4 separate regions of the Mus musculus genome follow, and regions 1, 3 and 4 are each linked to region 2. Evidence: chromatin loops called from intact Hi-C (ENCODE). Cell type or tissue: left cerebral cortex. All regions are shown on one strand. Region 1 overlaps Aicda (activation-induced cytidine deaminase). Region 2 has its middle 10 kb from the start of Rimklb. Region 3 overlaps Aicda (activation-induced cytidine deaminase). Region 4 has its middle 11 kb from the start of 1700063H04Rik.

The links. Hi-C counts contacts between places; a loop is a spot of excess contacts. Peaks named below come from ENCODE experiments on the same cell type or tissue, not always from the same donor. Only the 100,000 strongest peaks of a DNase experiment are listed, where the experiment ranks them.
Region 1: it touches region 2 in a loop (6-fold over the local background); 26 of 42 quality-filtered maps call a loop at or near these places.
Region 3: it touches region 2 in a loop (4-fold over the local background); 26 of 42 quality-filtered maps call a loop at or near these places.
Region 4: a loop joins it to region 2, with 3 times the contacts of the local background. A loop is called at or near these places in 4 of 42 quality-filtered maps.

The regions. Positions count from the first base shown.
Region 1 is chr6:122,556,120-122,558,619 of GRCm38, forward strand. The region is part of intron 1 of Aicda (activation-induced cytidine deaminase); the gene reads left to right. Among named protein-coding and RNA genes, the nearest start is that of Aicda, 3.6 kb to the left of the region's middle. In left cerebral cortex, a CTCF peak has its summit at 993; a DNase peak (open chromatin) is centred at 986; H3K4me3 peaks cover 678 bases.
Region 2 is chr6:122,495,513-122,498,012 of GRCm38, forward strand. No RefSeq gene overlaps it. Among named protein-coding and RNA genes, the nearest start is that of Rimklb, 10 kb to the left of the region's middle. In left cerebral cortex, a CTCF peak has its summit at 1,227; DNase peaks (open chromatin) are centred at 22, 203 and 1,183; H3K4me3 peaks cover 162 bases; H3K27ac peaks cover 670 bases.
Region 3 is chr6:122,561,140-122,563,639 of GRCm38, forward strand. Aicda (activation-induced cytidine deaminase) reads left to right here. Exons shown (of 5, transcript NM_009645.2): 3 at 1-172; 4 at 702-817; 5 at 1,281-2,500. The coding sequence ends at 1,334. Among named protein-coding and RNA genes, the nearest start is that of Aicda, 8.6 kb to the left of the region's middle. In left cerebral cortex, a CTCF peak has its summit at 1,548 (motif pointing left); DNase peaks (open chromatin) are centred at 1,288 and 1,553; H3K4me3 peaks cover 311 bases.
Region 4 is chr6:122,401,153-122,403,652 of GRCm38, forward strand. No RefSeq gene overlaps it. Among named protein-coding and RNA genes, the nearest start is that of 1700063H04Rik, 11 kb to the left of the region's middle. In left cerebral cortex, a CTCF peak has its summit at 1,274 (motif pointing right); a DNase peak (open chromatin) is centred at 1,284.

The DNA of each region.
Region 1 (2,500 bases), 61 kb after region 2:
GTGGTGATGATGATAATGATGCTGTGTCATCACATAGCCCCCGTGGCTTAGAATTCTCCATGAAAGTCAGGCTGGCTTCCATTACAGAAAGATCCACCTGCCTCTGCCCCCCTTCGCCCCCAAGTTCTGGATTTAAAGGTGTGCACACCATGCCCAGCTTCTAAAGGGTTTTTATAATTTAGTGATGAATGTAGACATGGAGGTACTATGATCGTTATCATGGTAAATTACTATTTCAAAATAAAGCTATGATCATTAGAGGCCAAGACAGGAGGACCATGAGTTCGAGGCCAGCTGCAGCAACATAGAGATTTCCAGACTAGCATGGATCCCGCAGCATGAGCATGTCCCCAAAACAATTTTGTTTTTCCAAAAGTCAGGGACTGTCACGTGTGTTGAACTATCATTAAAGCATGAGCTGTGAACGTGTGAACATGCATTCAATGATAGTATATGGTTATTTATAGTGGCTCTAACCACTGCAGCACCAAAGCGGAACATATCCAAATTTCAATCAGCACATAAATGAATAAACAAAACATGTTCTACCCATACAATAGAATATTGCTCGGCAGGAATAAGGAGCCAACTTCTGATATTTGGGTGAATATAAAATTTACTATGTTCCGTGAGAGCAGTTACACAGGAAGGAGGAAACGTGATTTATATGAAATTATAGAAAGTTAGAAATAATTTACATTTACAGAGAGCAGGTCGGCGGTTGCCTGGGTAAGAGGAGAAAGAACAGCCAATAGCGACATAGAAGCTTTAAGAAGCCTAGAAATGTCTCCTCTGATGGCCCTGGCAGTCTGGGCTGCGGACCTGCCGGCATTCACGGAGCTGTAGATTTTAAGCGAGTGGAGCTCACTATGTAAATTGTATCTCAACAACAACAAAAGTGAAAAACGGTTTCAATTCTCTTGCATCAAAACCGTATTCAAATTCCTAACTAGCTCTTAAAAAAAAAATCATTGCACTTCCATCCATCACCACTGTGTGGCGGTGCTGTGTCGACAAGTGAGCGACACAGTTGTTTATCATCCGTTTTATCTCCTGGCTCATGTCCACCGCTTTAACAGGAACTGTAATTTTTTTTTTTTTTTAAGAAACGTGAGGGCTGGGAATATGGTTCTGTGGGAACAGCGCTTGCCATGAAAGCAAAAGGACCTGAGTTGAGGGGTCCAAAAGCAGACACCTGTAATTCCCGTGCTTCTAAGGCAACATAAGAGGTGGAGAAAGGAGAACCCCAGGAAGCTTATGAGCCAGTTAGCCCAGGGCGCACAGCAGAGAGCAAGAGATTCTATCTCAAACAAGACAGAAGTCAAGGACCAACACCCAAGGTTGTACTCTGCTCGCCACACGTATCCTGTAGTATGTGTTGCCTCTACCCCCACCACATACACACACACGCACACACTCCACAAAGATTTTAAAAATTATTTTTAAGTGTGTGTGTGTGTGTGTGTGTGTGTGTGTGTGTGTGTGTGTGTCAATGCATGTGCCCTCAAAAGTCAGAGGTGTCGGATCCTGGTGGAACTGGAGTGACAGGTGGTTGTGAGCTGCCTGATGGAAGAGCAGTTCGTGCTCATAACTGCTGAGCCATCTCTCTAGTCCCCAGAAAACCTGTATTTTTAAAGAAAGAAAGAACGAACGAGAAAAAAAAAACCTCGGGGGCTGGAGATGTAGCTCTACTAGAGAACTTGCCAGCATGCACAAAGCCCTGGGTTAAGTCCCCAACAAGTAGGTGGGACAAGCCTGTTGTCCCAAGACCAGGGGAGTAGAGGAGGCAGGAGAGTTCTCCTTGTCAAATTCCCCACCAGCCTGAGCTAAATGAGTTCTCATCTCAAAACAAACAATAAAAATAAATAAATAAAATAAAATCAACAAAACTGACCCAGCAAAATCCAAAAATGAAAACCCAAAGACCTAAGCAGGGGTGGGGGTTAGGGGGGCGTGGTTTGTCAGACGGCTCAGCAGGTAAAGGCATAAACTGCCAAACCTGATGTCTTGAGTTTGATCCCTCGAGCTCACATGATGGAAGCAGAGAGCCAACTTCCACAAGTTGCCCTTTGACCTCCACAGGTATGTGTATGTCCCTACACACATATCATTCATACAACGATAGTAAACAAATGTGATTTTTTTTAAAGACACAGAGGCAACTATTTCTTATACTTCTGTTTAATGAAGAATGGATAGATACTATGTAGCAACGTGATCGCAAGTCGACATGACCTCATATGACCCTGTGCTTAGAGAGGGAGGAAGGACGCCCCCAGCAAGGCCCATCTGCAACATTCCTTTTCCTGGATAGAGACAGGACACCCACAGAATATGGCTCTTCAAGGAAGAGAGTGACCTTTCTTTTCGCAGGAGCTCAGTGGCTTTGATACCCTGTTGTCTTCCTTCCTCGCTGTGGCTCAAGTGCTGGAAGTAGAGAGTGACTTTCTATGTTTTCCTTTGCTTTGTCTTGTACTGAGTCAGACCTAGAGCCTCATAC
Region 2 (2,500 bases):
AAAAAGCCAGTCACACATACCACACAACCACAAACAAGCACTCTCAGACTGCAAAATCTTTTCAACAATCCATTCCTGGTTTTTTTATGCGGTCAGCAGTTCACACAGAGCCATGATCGGAAAGAAACAACGCATACATTCGAATACACGTTGCCTACACAAGGCCTCTGCAGTCTGCTCACAAAAGGCACAATGTCTGCAGAAGGGTCTTTGCCGGCTGCAAACACAGGCTTCTCCACCCCTTCCTTAAGCCATCCTGACTGGCTCTTTCTTCCAGACACCTCCTCCCCTCTCGCCGCCTGGCAGCGGCTCTGCTTCCCCATCGCGTACTTCCAAGTTCTAACTGCCTGCCATCCATCAATCTCCCGACAAATACTCAAGCAAGGCAATAGTTTCTCAAAGTTCCTTTGCCCGGACCAGAAACTTAATCTAGCAAAAGGACAGTCCCCAACAGAATCTGCTCTGGCTTATTTCTTCAGCTTTTAATTTATTAAAGAGCATTTGCGGGTGGGGGCAGGGTGGAGCAGAAGGAAGAAAACACGAAGTTGGAAAGATAAAAGCAGAGAGGGAGAGAGCGCCCTGATAGAAAGGTCACAGTATTGAGATAATTTGGGTAAAACCTGAAAAACAGCTGGGTCCAGTGACCAGCCTGGTGCAGGCCAGTAATCCCAGCTACACAGGAGGCTGAGGCAAGAGGAGCAAAAATTCAAGGCTTGTCTGAATGACAGAGTGAGGCCAAAGTCAACGTGGGCAAGTTAGTGTAACCTCCATCTCAAAATTTTAAGGCATACAAACGGAGGGTGTAGTCCTTTCGGTAGTCAAAGGTTCAATTTCAATACTGTGGAGGCCCTGAGTTCAGTCCCCAGCGCTGACACACAACTGCAAAAAGGTCAAGGGAAGAGAATCAAAAATTCAAGGTCCTCTTCAGCCTTATAGCACGGTCCAGGTCAGCCTGGGCTACATAAGACCCTGTCTCCAAAGGAGAGGGGAGCTGGTGACATGGCTTAGTGTCTTACGTATGCAACACCCTGAATTCTATCTCCAGTAAGGTGTGAGGGTGGTCTAGAGATGTTCGGGGGTTAGAAGCACTTCCTACTCTTGCAGAGGACCTGAGTTCAGTAGCCAGCACCTGAGTTTAGTACCTAGTACTCACCGTTATCACACAAACACCTACATAAAAATGAAATATTTAATTCTGGAGGAAGAGAAGTACCACTTCTGTCCATAAGGTGATGCTCATGAGCTGTGGATTAAAAAAAAGAAAGAGGCAAGGCGGTTGTAAAAATTAAGGAGAAACAAAAGAGTGGAACATGTGAAAGATTATAAATATTCTCCTGGGATTTTCGTCTGTGAGGCTAATAGAAGAATTAGCAAGGAAGAAAAAAATCTTCTAATACGATTATGTATTTTGAAATGTCCTAAAAAGCCAAACTAGATAATCATCACGAGTACCTGCCTCCAGGGAGACTGAAAGCACTAATCTAAGGGTGTTTACTGATGCGTGGAAGGAAGGTACATTTGGTCTCAGATAAAGATGATGTCTCAGACACTACAGTACTTGAGACATAGTCTCCAAAATTACCTATTTATCTGAAATTCATTTAACTGATCATATTGTACTTATCTGGCAAGATTGTGTTTACCATGTCCTGGGGGTATTCAGACAGCTGCTCAAGTCTGAGAAACCATGCTGTCAAGTAGGGAAGCCTGCATACCTGAGCAGTTACAGACTCTACATCCTGCTAAATAAAGGTCTTTCATTTTTTATTGGGTGTTCTGGCATAGGACCAGAACAGGGAGAAATCCCAGAACATGGAAGGTAGAGACAGGAGGTTCAGGAGTTCCCGGTCATCTTTGGCTACACACACTGAAGACCAAGCTAGGCTACATGAGACCCTGTCTCAAAGCAACAACAAGGTTGAGCAGTGGTGAGGGTAAGGGCATGCCCCTCTAAGCCTGGGGACCTCTGTTCAGTCTCTGGAACTCATGTGGAAGAGACATACGTCCCATGATGTAACCACTTGATCTCCACACTCAGACACAAATATTTTTAAAAAGATGAAAAGGTTTCTAAACAAAATGAAAAGGAAGGGGAAAGAAGAGGAAAAGAAAAAAAGGAAGATGAAAGATTCATCATACACCAGGCAACTTTGATGAACCGAAGTTTTATAACTGATTCTCCACAAGTCCTCTCTGCAACCCTCAAGTCTACGTTGGATTCAATACTTCATTCTTTGTTCATCTTCTTAACCATCGGTCATATGTAACTAATAGCACGCTTCCTTCTTGTTGCAAGACGCCAGGTTTGTATACAAAGGGTGCTGCTCCCTGTTGCCTTCTCCAGACAGGGTATCTCTGTACCTACCCTCGCTGTCCTGGAACTCCATCCATAGACCAGGATGACTTCAAACTCGGAGACCCCCTGGCCTTGGCCTCCCAGGATGTTGGGATTAAAGGCATGTACCACCCACCCCCACCCAGCACTAGGGAGGCAGATGCA
Region 3 (2,500 bases), 66 kb after region 2:
CCGTGCTATGACTGTGCCCGGCACGTGGCTGAGTTTCTGAGATGGAACCCTAACCTCAGCCTGAGGATTTTCACCGCGCGCCTCTACTTCTGTGAAGACCGCAAGGCTGAGCCTGAGGGGCTGCGGAGACTGCACCGCGCTGGGGTCCAGATCGGGATCATGACCTTCAAAGGTGAGACTTGCACACTGGAGAGAGCGGTCTGAGTTGCCACTCAGAGTGAGTGTCAGCGGGGAAACTGGGGGTGGGGTGCTACTTAAAGACCTTCAGTTCGTCCTGGATATCAAAAGTATTACTTTATTTTTTGAGGTAGGATCTCGCTATCCCAGGCTGACCTTCAACTTGCAATTCTCCGACCTCTGCCTTCTGAGTGGCGGAATTACAAGTATACATCAATCTCAGAATTATCAGAATTTGAGAGATAGAAGTTGGCAGGGCTACAGGTGCGCTCAGTGGCAGAACTCTGGTCCAGCATGTGCAAAGCCCTGCATTCCACCTTTAGCAGTCAAATAATAAATTGAGGAGGGAGAGGAGGAGGATAGTGGTCAGAGAGATGGTTCCGTGGGGGCCCTTGCCTTTGTACCTTAAGTTTAACCCCTAAAACACTCTGACTTTCTGACCTTCACCTACACACACACACACACACACACACACACACACACACACACCTCCTTCTTATTTATCTATTTATTTTTCTTTTAAGACTATTTTTACTGCTGGAATACATTTGTAGAAAATCGTGAAAGAACTTTCAAAGCCTGGGAAGGGCTACATGAAAATTCTGTCCGGCTAACCAGACAACTTCGGCGCATCCTTTTGGTAAGTCTGCCTGTCTGTCTGCCTGTCTCTCTGTCTGTCTCTGTCTCTCTGTCTGTCTCTGTCTCTCTCTCTCTCTCTCATACACACACACATACATACACTCACACACACACACACACACCTGGAGCCTCTTAGTTATTTGTTTGTATTATGCATTATTTTATACAATGATTACTTCAAGGCACTTACAACCCAGTTTTCTTTTCTGCTTTACCCAGGACAGAGCTTCCACTTAGACGCTTGCCTCTTGCCTCCTCTTCGCTCAGTCTTCATAACTCTTTCCTTTTGCTAACCTCCCCTCAGGTGGGGTTCCTTCCAGGGCAGAATTCGCCCCTTCTTTTTTTCCTGGTCCTCAAGCAATTTACTTTCCTCTGGAGCCACCCACTTCGTTTAGACACTTTCCTTTCCAGAGATCAAATTTAAAGCCCTTCACTCCGTTTATATCATCTCTCTTTCTCCACAGCCCTTGTACGAAGTCGATGACTTGCGAGATGCATTTCGTATGTTGGGATTTTGAAAGCAACCTCCTGGAATGTCACACGTGATGAAATTTCTCTGAAGAGACTGGATAGAAAAACAACCCTTCAACTACATGTTTTTCTTCTTAAGTACTCACTTTTATAAGTGTAGGGGGAAATTATATGACTTTTTAAAAAATACTTGAGCTGCACAGGACCGCCAGAGCAATGATGTAACTGAGCTTGCTGTGCAACATCGCCATCTACTGGGGAACAGCAGAACTTCCAGACTTTGGGTCGTGAATGATGCTCTTTTTTTTCAACAGCATGGAAAAGCATATGGAGACGACCACACAGTTTGTTACACCCACCCTGTGTTCCTTGATTCATTTGAATTCTCAGGGGTATCAGTGACGGATTCTTCTATTCTTTCCCTCTAAGGCTCACTTTCAGGGGTCCTTTTCTGACAAGGTCACGGGGCTGTCCTACAGTCTCTGTCTGAGCAATCACAAGCCATTCTCTCAAAAGCATTAATACTCAGGCACATGCTGTATGTTTTCACTGTCCGTCGTGTTTTTCACATTTGTATGTGAAAGGGCTTGGGGTGGGATTTGAAGAATGCACGATCGCCTCTGGGTGATTTCAATAAAGGATCTTAAAATGCAGATGAGGACTACGAAGAAATCACTCTGAAAATGAGTTCACGCCTCAAGAAGCAAATCCCCTGGAAACACAGACTCTTTTTCATTTTTAATGTCATTAGTTTACTCACAGTCTTATCAAGAAGAAGAGTTCAAGGGTTCAACCCAATTTTCAGATCGCGTCCCTTAAACATCAGTAATTCTGTTAAAGGGATCAAACATCCTTATTTCTTAACTAACTGGTGCCTTGCTGTAGAGAAAGGAGCAAAGCGCCCAGATCCAAAGTATATAGTTATCATAGCCAGGAACCGCTACTCGTTTTCCATTACAAATGGCAAATTCTTCCCCGGGCTCTCCTCATAGTGCCTGAGACGGACCACGGAGGTGATGAACCTCCGGATTCTCTGGCCCAACACGGTGGAAGCTCTGCAAGGGCGCAGAGACAGAATGCGGCAGAAATTGCCCCCGAGTCCCAACTCTCCTTTCCTTGCGACCTTGGGAACAAGACTTAAAGGAGCCTGTGACTTAGAAACTTCTAGTAATGGGTACCTGGGAGTCGTTTGAGTATGGGGCAGTGATTTATT
Region 4 (2,500 bases), 94 kb before region 2:
TCAAGACAGTGCACACCTTTGATTACTGGGAAAGTACCACGTAATTCTAACACAACACGAACACAAATGACACAAGGAAGGGATGGTAGCAAGTCTTCAAGAGCCAAAAAAGGGCCAGCAGGATGAGACTGTAAAGGTGTTTGCCACCACTCCTAGGACATTTGATCCCCAGCACCCACAGGTGCAAGGAGAAATCTGACTCCTGCAGGTTGTCCTCCGACCTCCACGCGTGTGTCGTGCCTTTCACGTGTGCACACCTAAACATGTAATTTAAATAAAAATTGAAGAGCCCAAAACAAAGATCAAAGTGACATAAGTTTCCCACAGACCTGAAGATATTTAGACAACCAGGAGGCAAATACCACTTTTATTACTATGCAAAGCGACAGGGAATAGACAAAGACAACCAGAAAACAAAGTACTTTCTTAATACAGGGGCCAAGGGTCAGGGAAGAGGCCAGTTATCTGGAAGTGTCTGAGAGGAGCTGAATGGAGTGTCATCACTTCATCTTGGCTATATACTTATAGTATATGTGTGTGTGGTACATGTGTGTGTATATGTGTGTATGTGCTTGTATACGTCTTGCACATGTGTATGTGTGGTTGTATGTGTGTGCTTTGTGTGTATATGTTTGTGTGTGTGTGAGTTTATGTGTGTGTATGTATGTGAGTGTGTATATGTGTGAGTGTGCATAGTACGAATGTGTTATGTGTGCATGTGTGTGTGAGTGTGTATAGTGTTTGTGGTGTACATATAGTATGCATATGGCGTGTGTGTGTGTGTGTGTGTGTGTGTGTGTGTGTAGGTCAGAAGACAGCTTTCAGAAGTTGGTTCTCTCCTTTCATCACCTTTGCCCCATGGACTGAAGAACTTGGGTCATCAGGCTTGGCCGCAAGCACCTCTACTCACTGAGCCATCTCACCGGCCCATTTCTGCTGTATTCTACCACTCTGAGAGTAAAATACTGTGTTCTTTATTTATTTGAAGGTGGCATCTCACTCAGCTGTGGCTGGTCTTCAATTCAGTAGATAGCCTTGAACTTATTCTCCTGTTTCATCCCAAGTGTGAAATTACTATGTTATTTAAACTTGTCGTTTCTTCCTTTGGCTTCTTGGTAAAATTCCTTTTGTTAATGTCACTTCTAGACCTATGTAAATGGAATATGGAGGGGAAATCCTTTTAGAAGATAACTCAGGCTTTATAACAAAGTCCACAACCCTTTAAACAATCTGGGCAGAGGAAAGTCTAACCGAGGTAGCTAATGATCAACCTCCAGGGGGCAGTAGAGTCTAAGCACCGACTGAGACTGCCCCTGTAGTTTGGAAATCAAAACCCACCAGCATACCAAACTCTGCTAGAGAGGAGATAGATACAGGTGATAGGAAAGAGAAGCTAAAAGACTCTAACCTGGGAAACAATGTAGTTATGACTGCAAACCAGTAAGGAGTACACAGGGAAAGGAGCCTCTGAAGCCATGGAGACAGAAAACAGAAAAAAATGCCCTTCCTCTATTTAAGGTCCACTCTAACAAACCAGAAGATTACAGGGGGGGGGGGGGGGGCATCCAATAGGTAAGGACCAAAGATGTAAAAACCACAACTTGCCCAGGACAAGTTCAAACCCATTATAAAAAGTTACCATCAGTATGTGGTTCTGGGGGGGAGTGCTTGCCTATCATGGGTCAGCCTTGGTTTCATCTCCAGCAACATGAAAAATATAGGTTTTAGGAAAAGACACAATTTTAAGGATTGAGTTGGAGGAATATTGAAGTACGTTTGCCTAGTTACCACACTTTTAATTTTCCACATTTAATGTTGCCAGAAGAAAGCTGACTTTGTAAATCACATTATTTATTATCTTGTCTCTTAATTTTTGTTTATTTGGGGTTTTTTTGTTGTTTCTTTTTTCTTAATTTCTTTCTTCCTTTCTTTCTTTCTTTCTTTCTTTCTTTCTTTCTTTCTTTCTTTTTTCTTTTCTTTTTTTCGAGACAGGGTTTCTCTGTGTAGCCCTAGCTGTCCTGGAACTCACTTTGTAGACCAGGCTGGCCTCGAACTCAGAAATCCGCCTGTCTCTGCCTCCCAAGTGCTGGGATTAAAGGCATGTGCCACCACCACCCGGCTTGTTCTGTTTTTTTAAGACAGGGTTTCTCTCTGTAGCCCTAGTTGTCCTGGGACTCAATATGAAGACTAGGCTGGCCAAGAACTCAGATATCTGCTTGCCTCTGTCTCCTGAGTTCTGGTACTAAGGCATTTACAACCTTTAATTAAGAGGCATTGCCTCTTAATTTTTATAAGATAGTAGAAGTATATAGTCTTATTTTTCCTTTTAATAAGTAAGCCCTGTTCTCTCTCTCCCAACCACTGAACTGCATGTCTTAATGTCTTAATATTTAAACTGCAAAGCCATTTGGTATCATTCCTGAAGAGATAGTCTTTAGATTATTTTGTTTAGATTTATTTACTTATTATTAACCATTCCATTCGTTTACATCTCAAATGA